Regions from separate parts of the Mus musculus genome. Here region 1 is linked to region 2. The links are chromatin loops, found by intact Hi-C in ENCODE. Cell type or tissue: left cerebral cortex. All regions are shown on one strand. Region 1 overlaps Cers6 (ceramide synthase 6). Region 2 overlaps Cers6 (ceramide synthase 6).

Region 1 (2,500 bases), 93 kb after region 2:
AGTACAGTACTTATTCCACCTTTAAACATATGCACGTAAGTAGGCATGCTTAGCATCTCCAATATACACTACCATAACATGTTCACCAACAAGTACATAACCAACAGCTGTGCAGGCATTCATTGTGCAAATGCCACGTGGCTACCCCAGCCTACTCTTCACTGGAGAGGGATGTTGACATAAACAAAAATAACAATTGCTCGCAACCGAAGATAAAAAACAGTATATGATGTGGCCTGTTAAGTGCGTTATCAGCTAACTGCAGAGATTAAAAACACATTACAAAGATAGATCTGTGCTAAGTACTACCATGGGTGACTGCAGAGGCAAGTAGTAGTCAGTGGGAACTGGGATGGTATGACTGGTCCAGCATCAGTAGGCAAGTTCCAGACAGAAGAAAGCTGGTAGGCTATCTATCCACGGGCTGAGATGAGCATAGCTGAGAGACATGATTGGCAAGTTAACGGGATGCTGAGGGCATCCAGTGTACAAGAGAAACAATAACATTTGAACGCAGCACAAAGCCCTTTGCAAGGTCTCTCAAGATGGTACTCTCTATAAATGGGGACTTAAATCAAGGTCCTCTGGGGTTTGAATGCCTACCCCTTCTCTATACTTAGTTTTGCTTCTTTTACTTTTGCCTTATCAGTCGCTCTGACCTCATTACTAAGCACCCACCCCACCAATGCCACCAACCCCCTCTGGTGTCATGGCAGCCACACCAAAACTGGTCTTAACTGTATACAGAAGGCACACAGTCAATGCTCACTGAATTTTAAATACAAGTTGATTCCTTCTACTCTCAAAACTGCCCCCGTTTATCCTTAAAATGTCCCTCTATGGCTATGATACTTTTTTCTTTCCTCTAAAAAGAATTCCATCTGGCTCCTTGCAGAGTTCTCTCCCCTAGTTCCCTCTGCCCACTGTAGGCTGATTCACCACATGTCAGCTACACTCCAGACACAAGTACGAAATATCCAGGTCAGCTTTTTCTCCCTACACTGGATTAGAAATGCAGATTGGACTCAAGGCTTTGGAGACAGGTGTGTTGAAAGCATGAATTAACAGCTCACAGCTTGGCAGACAGTAAGAGAACCATAAATAGCAGCCACGGGGACAAAAGAGAACACAGACACGATTTGCCAATATGTAGTGTGAGAAAATGCCTAACCACTTAAAACCCAGTAATAATGGTTGCAAATTGTCAGGGGAAGGTTAAAGCAGGTCCATAAAATCTGACTTAGCCTTTAAGCCAAAAGTAGCTTTCTTTACAGAACTTTAAGTGGAAGCTTCGAGGTAATCTAGAAAACTCTTATGTGAAACCTGCTTATTGGTGAGGCAAGACTCTTAAAAATCAAGGGCTGCCGTGATAAATAAATAAAATGGAGGACATAGTGTAAGTATTATACCAAATAAGGATCTCTTACATCTGGTTCTCCCGGTTTGCAAGCCCCTGCGCCTCCCCCCCACCCCCCAATAGCAACTCGTGAGTATCAGTAAGACTCAGCAACAGTGGTGTGTCCACTATCAACTGAACACTCACTATGGAGAAGAACTCACTGTGCTGGTCTGACAGGTGCTTGGGACAGTATGGAGAGCCACCAGACCACAGTTCCTTTTCTTGGATGACCCTTAAGCTAAGAACACCAGCACCAATTTTATCATATCTAATATGTGCAATACAAATCTCTCACCACTTGACATGATCTCACCTTCTCATGGGGCTGGTCTGTGAGGAACACTAGCTGACAACTCTTCTGCCAATCAAGGACCATTTAAAGCAGTGATGCTAACACATGTATATGTGTCAAATGACATAGCGACAAGATTACTCACTGTGCAGTCTCTGCACAGCCAAAAGGAGGGGGGCACCACCTACGTGTCCTTTGGGGAAGATTTATTAAACAAATACTTAGTAAGTAGAACACTCCTAATATGACTGATGATAGTTCGGAGCAGAGCATGTGGCGTTAACACTCACAGGAGTAGGAAGAGGCAGAGACCTATACCTATATACACATAAGAAGTACGTGGCTCCAGCAACACAGCTGGGTTGGGACGGTTCTGTGGAAGACTCTTTTGCACTCATTAAACTTGGAGTGAATATTAATTAGTTAATTAATACCACCGCTCCAGATGGGTCCAAAGGCAAAAGCAAAATAGGGACCATCCTGCTCCGTAGCACGGCCCTGGGCAGAGGAAGGTTCTGCATGAGAAGGCAATGGAAATTACAACCATGTGTACAAATGAGCAGATTACTTTAGGGAAAGAGTGGCCTATTAATTTTCTCAACATCAAACTTCAGTGTACTATCATGTACATCATGCCTCAAAGAAAATTTAAGTATGACCGGAAGGAAGTGCCACCTGAGCTCACGCCTCCAAACGGCTGCCCTTTTGACCCACCCTCTTTTCTTGACTGTTTTTCTTTTGTGGATACCTTTGTCATTTAACAGATAACCTTTGCTTCTGTAAATGGATCTTGAGGCCAGGACTGTCCA
Region 2 (2,500 bases):
GTGAATTATGAGCTTAAATCCTGAATACTAACACTGTATAATAACACTGGATGCTTACCGTGGTTCTTTGATGTTCCTTATAGAACATCTGTCCACATAGGTAAATCGTTCTGGGTGCCTTTAATTCACTAAAATTCCAAACACTGAATTGAAGTTGTTCCTTCTAGCAATCAGGTAGTAACAACTTTCACACGTAGAAATCTGGTGTTGACACTGAAGTTCTAAATTCTATAGAAGGCACATGTCTCATGTATAATTTAGCTGCACTTAGAGATATATTTTTAAATAAGTCTGTTTCTTAATTTTCCTAGAGTTTTTGATCTGAATAAAAGAATGCAAGTCAGTTCCCTTGAAGTTTAAAAACGAGAAAAAGAAAAATGACGTTCAGCACTCGTGTTGGACAAAACCCTTGATACTGGCAACTCCCACCTCCTTCATCACCAGCATCACCATCAAAACACGTACACAGCATACACATCATCTCCAGAACCTGTATAACTTTGCCAACTTGGCATTTATTTTTCAATTGCTTGTCATTCTGTGGTTTAGAAAGATAGTAAGTATTATTTCATTTATGTTCCCTTCTCTGGAAGTCATTTAAAATGTCCTATTTCTATACTTTCAAGCTCAAACATGCATGCAAACAGAAATCTGTGAATTAAAATTGGGAATTTAATGTAGGAAGTTAAGGCCAAGAAATTGGAGTCTACTTAAGAAGTAAGTGTCAATTTCTTACTCTATAAACACAAGACAGAAGGGCTGTGGGGATGGCTCAGGTTAGGAAACTAACAGGAACCCATCCCTGGCCACTGTCTTCAGGAAGGAGAGAGGTCCACAAGCAACCAGCAGATGAGCACATAAGACTACCAGCTAATACAACTGAAACCACGATTCAGCATCATGGAAAAAACAGGTCTTTGCATCGAGAGTCATAATCACATTGAGGCTGGTGCAAAATTATTTCCTGGAGTTGGCTGCAAGCTTCTGTGGGGTATTGCAGAGGGTTTTGTTGCTGTTGCTGTCACTCTTTTTACTTATCTTTTTTTTTTTTTCTTCCATGAAATTCTGGGTGGGAAAAGAAATCCACCTGCTCTGTCAGCTGACTAGGATATTTTTATGCACCTTTGTGAAGGAGAGCGCATCCAGCCAATTTGCCTCGTTGAATCATAGGATGTAGGCTGATGTGTAACTGGTGCTGGGTGGCGGGGACTGTGAGGAAGCTGACAGAAGAACTGCAAACTCCTCAGCAATCATTCCAGGTTTGTCTGGAAGTTAATCGACATGAGCCTACAGAGTCTGTCTGAGGACGATGCTAACAGAAACACTGAAGGTATTTCGCACAATATTGGCAGAGATGGGTGGTAGTTAACTGCCCGATGCTATAGCAAAGTAGAAAGTGGATATGACAACTACTCATACATGATCATTACAAAGCCACCAGATCAATTTAATTCCATACCAAGAGTTAGTGAGTACAAGCCATCCTGCTAGATACCAAAAAACCTGGACGGATGACTTTTAAATAAATTCCCATTAGCAGGCAAGATGAAACAGATTTACAGATGACCAAACTCTGGATGACACATCGGTAGATGCAATCATGCTGCCTTTGAGGTTCCAGAGAACGAAAACATCATGTTAGATGGTAGGACAAAGATTTTCCTACTTCTGGAGAGGTATGCAAGGGATCTGGAGCAAGCTTGGGGCCTTTCCCTTGCTCTGAGAAAGGTATAACAATTCCCTTTTATTTTATATTATGGATTTTCTTCAATTACATTTCAAATGCTATTCATTTTCCTAGTTTCCTCTCCAAAAGTCCTCTATACCCTCCCCCTGCCCTGCTCCCCAACCCACCCACTCCCCCTACCTGGCCCTGGCATTCCCCTGTACTGGGGCATATAATCTTCACAAGACCAAGGGCTTCTCCTCCCATTGATGGCCGACTAGGCCATCCTCTGCTTCATATGCAGCTAGAGACACAAGCTCTGAGGGTTACTGCTTAGTTCATATTGTTGTTCCTCCTATAGGGTTGCAGACCCCTTCAGCTCCTTGGGTACTTTCTCTAGCTCCTTCATTGGGGGCCCTGTGTTTCATCCAATAGATGACTGTGAGCATACACTTCTGTATTTGTCAGGCACTGGCATAGCCTCCCAAGAGATAGCTATATCAGGGTTCTGTCAGCAAAATTTTGCTGGCATATGCAATAGTGTCTGGGTTTGGTGGTTGTTTATGGGATGGATCCCTGGGTGGGGCAGTCTTTGGATGGCCCTTCCCTCAGTCTCAGCTTTGAATTTTGTCTCTGTAACTCCTTCCATGGGTATTTTGTTTCCATTCCAAGAAGGAATCCACATTTTGGTCTTCCTTCTTCTTGACTTTCATGTGTTTTGCAAACTGTATCTTGAGTATTCTAAGTTTCTGGGCTAATATCCACTTATCAGTGAGTGCATATCATGTGAGTTCTTTTGTGATTGGGTTACCTCACTCAGGATAATATCCTCCA

The links. Hi-C counts contacts between places; a loop is a spot of excess contacts. Peaks named below come from ENCODE experiments on the same cell type or tissue, not always from the same donor. Only the 100,000 strongest peaks of a DNase experiment are listed, where the experiment ranks them.
Region 1: a loop joins it to region 2, with 10 times the contacts of the local background. A loop is called at or near these places in 1 of 42 quality-filtered maps.

Annotation. Positions count from the first base shown.
Region 1 is chr2:68,894,904-68,897,403 of GRCm38, reverse strand. All of the region lies in intron 1 of Cers6 (ceramide synthase 6), which reads right to left. Among named protein-coding and RNA genes, the nearest start is that of Cers6, 35 kb to the right of the region's middle. In left cerebral cortex, no CTCF peak of the experiment used is centred here; a DNase peak (open chromatin) is centred at 980; H3K27ac peaks cover 1,078 bases.
Region 2 is chr2:68,987,966-68,990,465 of GRCm38, reverse strand. The region is part of intron 3 of Cers6 (ceramide synthase 6); the gene reads right to left. Among named protein-coding and RNA genes, the nearest start is that of Gm52515, 21 kb to the right of the region's middle. In left cerebral cortex, no CTCF peak of the experiment used is centred here; DNase peaks (open chromatin) are centred at 1,142 and 1,540; H3K27ac peaks cover 964 bases.